2 separate regions of the Homo sapiens genome follow, and region 2 is linked to region 1. Evidence: read pairs that join two places in POLR2A ChIA-PET (ENCODE). Cell type or tissue: Caco-2. All regions are shown on one strand. Each heading gives the region's core, and the rest is flanking DNA. Links, peaks and the distances in the headings are about the cores only. Region 1 overlaps EPCAM (epithelial cell adhesion molecule). Region 2 overlaps EPCAM-DT (EPCAM divergent transcript).

What was found. Peaks named below come from ENCODE experiments on the same cell type or tissue, not always from the same donor. Only the 100,000 strongest peaks of a DNase experiment are listed, where the experiment ranks them.
Region 2: POLR2A ChIA-PET joins it to region 1 with 8 read pairs; 2 of 35 experiments call an interaction of 5 or more read pairs at or near these places.

Annotation. Positions count from the first base shown.
Region 1 is chr2:47,386,523-47,390,913 of GRCh38, forward strand. It overlaps EPCAM (epithelial cell adhesion molecule), which reads left to right. Exons shown (of 9, transcript NM_002354.3): 9 at 50-498. The coding sequence ends at 91. Among named protein-coding and RNA genes, the nearest start is that of MIR559, 11 kb to the left of the region's middle. In Caco-2, for the core only: CTCF peaks have their summits at 1,927 (motif pointing left) and 2,134; a DNase peak (open chromatin) is centred at 1,859.
Region 2 is chr2:47,280,511-47,284,901 of GRCh38, forward strand. All of the region lies in intron 3 of EPCAM-DT (EPCAM divergent transcript), which reads right to left. Among named protein-coding and RNA genes, the nearest start is that of BCYRN1, 53 kb to the right of the region's middle. RefSeq lists a silencer at 2,206-2,406. In Caco-2, for the core only: no CTCF peak of the experiment used is centred there; DNase peaks (open chromatin) are centred at 2,020 and 2,331.

The DNA of each region.
Region 1 (4,391 bases), core at 320-4,319:
AGATTGAAAAATTATTTAGAATTTTTTTCTGTGCTTTTTCCTGTTTCAGATAAAGGAGATGGGTGAGATGCATAGGGAACTCAATGCATAACTATATAATTTGAAGATTATAGAAGAAGGGAAATAGCAAATGGACACAAATTACAAATGTGTGTGCGTGGGACGAAGACATCTTTGAAGGTCATGAGTTTGTTAGTTTAACATCATATATTTGTAATAGTGAAACCTGTACTCAAAATATAAGCAGCTTGAAACTGGCTTTACCAATCTTGAAATTTGACCACAAGTGTCTTATATATGCAGATCTAATGTAAAATCCAGAACTTGGACTCCATCGTTAAAATTATTTATGTGTAACATTCAAATGTGTGCATTAAATATGCTTCCACAGTAAAATCTGAAAAACTGATTTGTGATTGAAAGCTGCCTTTCTATTTACTTGAGTCTTGTACATACATACTTTTTTATGAGCTATGAAATAAAACATTTTAAACTGAATTTCTTAACTTTGACATTTCAAATTTCTTCTTCTTTTTCTTTTCTTTTTTTTTTTTTTTTGAGATGGAGTCCCACTCTGTTGCCAGGCTGGAGTGCAGTGGCACAATCTCGGCTCACTGCAACTTCTGCCTCCTAGGTTCAAGCGATTCTTCTGCCTCAGCCTCCCGAGTAGCTGACTACAGGCGCCCACCACCATTCCTGGCTAATTTTTGTATTTTTAGTAGAGACAAAGTTTCACCATATTGGCCACGCTAGTCTCGAACTCCTGACCTCACGATCCACCCACCTCTACCTCCCATAGTGCTGGGGTTACAGGCGTGAGCCACCGCGCCCGGCCTCTTTTTTTCTTTTTGTTTTGTTTTTTCTTTTTTTTTTTGAGACAGGATCTTGCTCTGTGGCCTAGGCTGGAGTGTAGTGGTGCGATCTCAGCTCACTGCAGGATTCAAGCGATTCTCCTGCCTCAGCCTACCAAGTAGCTAGGATTACAGGCTCCCACTACCATGCCCGGCTAATTTTTGTATTTTTAGTAGAGAAAAGGTTTCTTTTTCTTTTTTCTTTTCTTTTTTTCTTTTTTTTTTTTTGGGGGGGTGAGACAGAGCCTAACTCTGTTGCCCAGGCTGGAGTGCAGTGGCACAATCTCAGCTCACTGCAACTTCTGCCTCCTGGGTTCAAGCAATTCTCCTGCCTCAGCTTCCCAAGTAGCTGGGACTACAGATGTGCACCACCATGCCCGGATTATTTTTGTATTTGTAGTAGAGACAGAGTTTCGCCATGTTGGCCAGGCTGATCTCGAACTCCTGACCTCAAGTGATCCACCCACCTTGGTCTCCCAAAGTGCTGGGATTACATGTGTGAGCCACCATGCCTGGTCCTATTTACTCTTTGTTAAGTGGAAGTGGATCATCATAAAGGTCTTGATCCTCATAGTTTTCACTTTGAGTAGGCTGAGGAAGAGGAAGGGTTGGTCTTGCTGTCTCTGGGTCGCAGAGGCAGAAGAGGTGGAGGAGGTAGAAGGGAGGCAGGTGCACACTGGGTGTAACTTTTATTGAAAAAAAATGTGTTCAAATATACCCGCACAATTCAAACCCATGTTCAGGGTCAATTGTAGTTGTGACAGACCCAATGACCCACAGAGTCTAAAATGTTTATTGGAAATGTTTGCTGACCCCTGCTCTAGGATGCTGGGGGAAAGCTATTCCTAGGTAGGTGTCTCAGCAGACATGGAAAGCAGCCTATAATATTGCCCCAGCAGGTGGGGTATGGAACAGATGCTCAGGGAGGCTGCTGGCTGCTGTCCACTGCAGGCCCAGAAGCGTCCTGGAGAAGCCACCCCATGCTGCAAGAGCCAGATCATGGAGCAGCCCTGGATGCTGCAGGAGCCTGTCAAGCCAGGACACCAGAGCTAGGAAACAAAACCTTCCTTTTCAGTGCCTCTCTAGCACCCTCTGCTGACAGAGCTTCAGATCCATTTTCACAGAGAGGTGCAAAGGGTGAATTTGTTTTTTAGGTTTGTGTGTGTGGTTTTGTTTTTTTTTTTTTGAGACGGAGTTTTCACTCTTGTCTCCCAGGCTGGAGTGCAATGGCATGATCTCAGCTCACTGCAACCTCCACCTCCCAGGTTCAAGTGATTCTCCTGCCTCAGCCTCCCAAGTAGCTGAGATTATAGGCACCCACCACTATACTTGGCTAAAATTTTTTTTTGTATTTTTAGTAGAGACGGGGTTTCACCTTGTTGGCCCAGGCTGGTCTTGAACTCCTGACTTCAGGTGATTCACCTGGCCTGAATTTGAACTAAGAGGCAATAAGTTAATAACTGGCACACTCTTCAACCCATTGCCTTCTAGACGCTGTCCTGTCTCTTCTGAAGCTACTTTCGCTAAGGTCAACACTGACCTGCTAATTGCTAGTGATCCTCTTCCCCCGGTGTTGAATCATTTGCTTTCTCTGCAGCCTGTCACCAGGATGACTTCCCCATTCTCTACCCCACTGTGTTTTCTTTTTTTTCCTTTGGCTTCACTGGTATGAATCTCTCCTGATTTTTTCCCTCTTCTACTGATTGTGTAATACTGATGTTCCCAGGATTTGTCCTTAGTTCTATTTTTCCTCCCTTTTTCTTCCTGGAGGATTTCATCCACTTTCTTGCCTTTATTACCTTCTGTGAGGCTCAATGAGAACAGAAGCACCATCTCCATTTCTGTTCTTTTTTCCTGAGATCTATAGTAAAGTATGTATATTTCACATAACTAGTTTTTAATGATTTGATCATCTTCATCCACAAACATATTTTATGGCTTGTATTCTCAGAATCAATTGATGGCATTGCCATGAACCAAGTCCCAAATTCCTTCTCTTTTACTTCCTCCATTGTTTTAGTCACCAGAGCCTGTGATCCTCCCCGAGAAACAAATGCTCCTCTAATCTGCCTTCTCTTACACACTTTCCCTGGTCTCTTTATAAACAATCTACTCCCTCTCCAGCCCAAACCTCATATTGCTCCCAGGATTATTTGCCTAAAGTTGATCACAGCACTTTTTTACAACATAAGATGTACCCCTTTCCCCTGCCAGAGGGGCATATATAAAGCCTTTCAGTGTGGCCCTGTAGTGTGAACCTTTTCTCCTTTTGTCTGTCTGGCATCCCATTTCCTCTGCAATTTGGGAAGAATTGTCTGCATGTTTTGTAAGAGCCAGGTCTCTACCTCCCTCTTTAGAAGTTTAAGGGCAGAGATCCTCTCATGGCTCTCAGCATCCAGGGCACAGGCACCCCCACATAGTACTTGGAATCTTGTGATGGAAAGAAGTAAGAACAGTTGAGAAAACACCCATGGGCAGTGGTGGCATGTGACCAATGGCAGTTATAGGCATGTTGCAGTGGTGGCATCCCAGCCCTTGGTCATCTCTGCCCTACATGACCCTGTGGCCATCCAGCTGTGGTTGCTCTGCTTGGCCTCCCTTGGCTGCTGATTCCTCTCCCCTCCCATTGCCAATACCCTGCTCCAGAGCTTTATCACATGCCTGGATTAATTTAATTTCCGACTTTCCCAATACCAAATTCTCCCCACTCTCAATCCTTTCCCAACGTCATTCCCAGAATAACTAAAATCTAGTCACAGTCTACCTTATTTCTCACTGTACCTCCAATACATCAAATTTTCCTGCATTTAAGATTTCCCTTCCCATTCCTCCAATGTTCCTTCTTTCCTTGCTTCCTTCCTTCCTTCCTTCCTTCCTCCCTCCCTCCCTCCCTCCCTCCCTATCTTCCTTTCTTCCCTTCTTTTTTTCTTTTTTTCCCTGGACAGGTCTTGGTCTCTTGCCCAGTCTGGAGTGCAGTGGCACAAACACAGCTCACTGCAACCTCTACCTTCAGGGCTGAAGTGATCCTCCCGCCTCAGCCTTCTGAGTATATGTAGGATCACAGGTGTGCACCACCACGCCTGGCTAATTTTTTAAATTTTTTTTTTTTTTTTTTTGAGTCAGAGTCTTGCTCTGTAGCCCAGGCTGGAGTGCAGTGGTGCAATCTTGGCTCGCTGCAACCTCTGCCTTCTGGGTTCAAGCGATTCTTGAGCCTCAGCCTCCTGAGTAGCTGGGATTACAGGCGCCCTCCACCACACCCAGCTAATTTGTTGTATTTTTAGTAGAGATAGGGTTTCACCATGTTGGCCAGGCTGAAATAATTTTATAATTTTTTTGTAGAGACAGGGTCTCACTGTGTTGCCCAGGAGTCTCGAACTCCTGGACACAAACCATCCTCCTACCTTGGAGGATGCAATACTGAAGTGTTAGGATTACAGGCGTGAGCCACTGTGCCTGGCCCCTCTGTCCTTTTATACCTTGACTTGGGTTCTATCCTGCCTTTGCTTATGTTCTTTCTTAGGCTTGGGAAACCCTCTGCTT
Region 2 (4,391 bases), core at 73-4,072, 110 kb before region 1:
TGGATCAAATGGTAATTACATGTTTAATTTTTTTAAGAACTACCATACTGTTTTCCACAGTGGCTGCAACTTTTATAATCCCACCAACAGTACACAAAGGTTCTAATTATTCCACATCATGGCTAACACTTGTTTTTAATAGTTTCTGGCTTTTTGATATAACATCCTAATGGATGTGACGTGGTATCTCATTGTAATTTCTTTTTTCTTTCTTGGTACTCACTGGTTGTGGCATCGTTGTAATTGTGTCAGGCGAACGTGATAACCACTACACTACGGAAACATATCGTTGTAATTGTGATCCACATTCTCCTGATGACTAGAGATGTTCAGCATCTTTTCATGTGTTTATCGGCCATTTGTATGTCTCCTTTGGAGAAATGTCTATTCAAGTACTTTGCCTATTTTTGAATGGGTTATTTCATTTTTTGTTGAATTTTAGGAGTTCTCTATATATTGTGGATGTTAATCCCTTATCAGATATATGATTTGCAAGTATTTTCTTCCATTCTGTGAGTTGCCTTTTTACTGCTGATGGTTTCAAACCTATGATCCACAAAAAGTTTTAATTTTGATGAAGTCCAAGTTGTCTATTTTTTTTTTCTTTCTTTCTTTCTTTTTTTTTTTGAGACAGGGTTTCACTCCCATTGCCTAGGCTGGAGTGCAACGGTGAGATCTCAGCTCACTGCAACCTCCGCCTCCTGGGCTCAAGCAATTCTCCTGCCTTAGCCTCCCAGGTAGCTGGAACTGTAGGTGCAAGCCACTGTGCCCAGCTAAGTTTTGTATTTTTGGTAGAGACAGGGTTTTACCAGGTTGCCCAAGCTGGTCTCAAACTCCCAGGCTCAAGAGATCCACCCACCTTGGCCTCCCAAAGTGTTGAGATTATAGATGTGAGCCACCATGCCTGGTCTATTTTTTATTTTGTTGCCTGTACTTCTGGTGTCATATTCAAGAAATCCTTGCCAAATCCAATGTCATAAAGCTTTTCCTGTGTGTTTTCTTCTAAGAGGTTTTTTGTTCATTTGTTTTTAGAAACAGGGTCTTGCTCTGTTGCCCCAGCTGGAATACAGTGGCATGATCTCAGCTCACTGCAGCCTTGGCTGCCTGGGCCCAAGTAATCCTCCCACCTCAGCCTTCTGAGTAGGTGAGACCACAGGCATGCGCCACCATGCCCAGCTAATTTTTAATTTTTTTTTTTTTTTTTTAGACGGAGTCTCACTCTGTCGCCCGAGCTGGAGTGCAATGGCATAATCTCGGCTCACTGCAACCTTTGCCTCCTGAGTTCAAGTGATTCTCCAGCTTCAGCCTCCCAAGTAGCTGGGATTACAGGTGTGTGCCACCACACCTGGCTAATTTTTGTATTTTTAGTAGAGACAGGGTTTCACCATATTGGCCAGGCTGGTCTTGAACTCCTGACCTCAGGTGATCCACCTGCCTCAGCCTCCCAAAGTGCTGGGATTTCAGGTGTGAGCCATCACAGTCGGCCAATTTTTAAATTTTTTATAGAGATAGGGTCTCCTTATGTTGCCCAGGTTGGGCTCAAACTCCTGAGCTCAAACAATCTTCCAGGATCAGCCTCCCAAAGTGCTGGAATTATAGGCATGAGCCACCATGCCCAGTCTCTTCTAAGAGTTTCATAGTTTTAGCTAGCTCTTCTCTTTATGTTTGATCCATTTTGAATAATTTTTGTATGTGGTGTTAGATAAGAGTCTAACATTCTTTTGCATGCGAATATCCAGTTTTCCCAGTATCATTTGTTGAATACCTGATTTCTAAAACCCTAATCAGTTAGGAATTTTGTTCAGCTTGAAGAAATAAAAACTGACTACAGTAGCCTAAACATATAAGTTTTTACTATTTCACATAAAGGAAGTCCATGGGGAGACTGTTCTCAGCTGCTATAATATGAAGGGTCCATGGAGATCTGGGCTCCTTGTTTCTCTTCTGCCAGACATGGCTTCCATTCTAGGCCCACTATCGTTGTGTGAGCTCCAGCCAACACCTGGGAATTCCAGGCAGCAGGAAGGAGGAGGGGGGAAGGGATAAAACAATGTCACTCTTTTTAAAGGGCCTAAGTCTTGAACTGTAGGAGTTCAGTCAGGATGGTGGGAAAACTTACAGAAAGATGCAAACCTTCTTAGAAGGCTAGGTTTTGTAAAAGCTTCAGGAAAAAATGTGGCTGAAGGCAGCTGAATTCTCTCAGAGTAGATAACAAAGAAGGGTAAGAGAATTGATCTAGATAAGTTAGTTTACTTAGGCCTTGGAACCTGGCCTTTAATCATCTGTGCAGGACTGCTGTCTCTGGGAGGGCAACCATGTTAATTACCCACAAGTGTGTTGACCCAAGGCTTTTGTCATTAAATCTGTACTGAATAAATGCCTGCAGCACTGGCTTATCGAGGCTATGGCTGCTGACTCTTTACAGCACCTTCTTTGGTATCTGTGAGCAGCCCAGTCCCCTAACCGTGCAGCCACACAAAAAACCTGTGTCTGCATACATTTTTTTCATCCATCACTCAGCCAGGGTCTGCAGGTCAGACCCGGCATTGAACACTTGCACTTAGTCTCATAGCTGCAAAGGAGGCTGGGAAATAACAGACCCTTATCTGGCTACATGGCCATTTCAAATTAAATCAGGGCACTCTTGCCAAGGAGGAAGGGGTGAATGAATGAATTGTGGCTTAGATAGCTAGCAGCCTCCACCTCAGGCACCTAACACATCTGAAATTCTGTGATGATCTATCTCCTGGAGAAAAAAATAAGAAAATGGTTACACAGTGCTTAGCAAAATGTCTGGCTCAGGCTATGCACTCAAAAAATGTTAGCTATTATTTTTGCTTCTATTACTCTCTGATCTCAGAGATAGGCCTGTCCTTATACCAGGATGGAACCCATGGTTCTCTATGTGGTGTGATGGACAGACCACAGAAGTGAAAACTGGCCCCCAAAGAGACTCTCTGCCTTACGTATTTCTCTCTTCAGACTCTGTTTTAAATCCAAGGAGGGTGAAATAGGAGGGGAACAGGTAGCCTTAAGAAACAATGCATTTGGCCACCCTCAGCCTCAGTGTAGCTCTCTGTCTCTGAGCTTTTTGCCTGGCTGCCAGCTGGGATCCGAGCCCCATGGGCATGGGAGTCAGAAGGAAGGGGTCACATGGCAGCCAGGGAGTACAGGCTGGGTGTAGCACCGGTGAGGATGAAACGCACAGGAAGGGGCTGTTCAGCTGCCTCTGTTGGGGTGCAGGGGTGGGGGCCCTTTGAAGGGGGCGGAGGAAGTGCTTTGCTCCTCCCTGCCCCTCCCAGGCCATATCTGGACACACTGTCAGGCATAGCCCAGTTAATTGCAGTGAAACAGAGCAGGCCAGGAAGGCCTGGGATCTGGGATCTGGGATCTGGAATCAGCACCGCCTATCAAGTGTGTGGAGGTGGTGCAGAACACAGAGTGTCCGCCGTGTTGCCAGGCCCAGGCAGCGTCTGCCATATAGCTCTGAGGCCTGGGGCCACTCAGAAGTCAGCTTGGAGCAAGGTGACAGCAGGCCCACACTGCCAGGAAGAGAAGTGGGACTGGAACTGGAACCTCATGTCAGAAACCAGGCCATAGGGGGCCTATTTGGCAGCAGAAGAGAGGGCCCGAGGTCAGCCTCAGTGAGCATGATATTCAGAATATGTAATCACCAGTATAGCCAGATGCCCACCAGTGAGGGCAGACCCAGACCTTACAACTAGGACAGGGTTCTGGAGACCTCCTACAAGGCCAGGGGCCAACACTATTTTCTGGATCATGGAAATGTCCTGGGGCCAAGGTACATTGGACCCACCATCTCCTTGTTTCCTTTCTAACTGAAGTTTCTGGAAGTCTGAGTTGAACTTTCTCTTGCACATAAAGGAGTCCTGAAGTAAGGGGATCACACACAGTCACACACAGAGAAAGGCAGCAAAAAGTAGAAAGATGAAGACGAGAAAGTTAAAGTGCCCCGTACTTCAGCCCAGTCAAGGACTAGGAAAGCAAAAGTTTCCTAGTAACTACACTGTGCATTTCCTTAACCATGTTTGATATTAATTCCTGTGCCCAGCCCCTTTGTAGGGAGATGGAGACACCATTTGCTTCCATCTATTTAAAAATAATGAAATGGATACAACTCAGTATTACATGTTGTAGTGGCTGCATTGTTTTTCTCCTATAATTAGGGAAAATGGGAAGAAGTTTTTCTACATGTTCTACATATGCAACATAGATATGGGGGACACAGGAGACAAGAAAATGTGGTTCTTCTTTTTCAAAAACTTACTGTCTAAATAGACAATTAGCCTCTACTAGGAAGAAATATCACAATTGCTAGGAGATAATGCACACACTGTCACAGCTTCTGAAGTCATTGGGATAGACCTTCC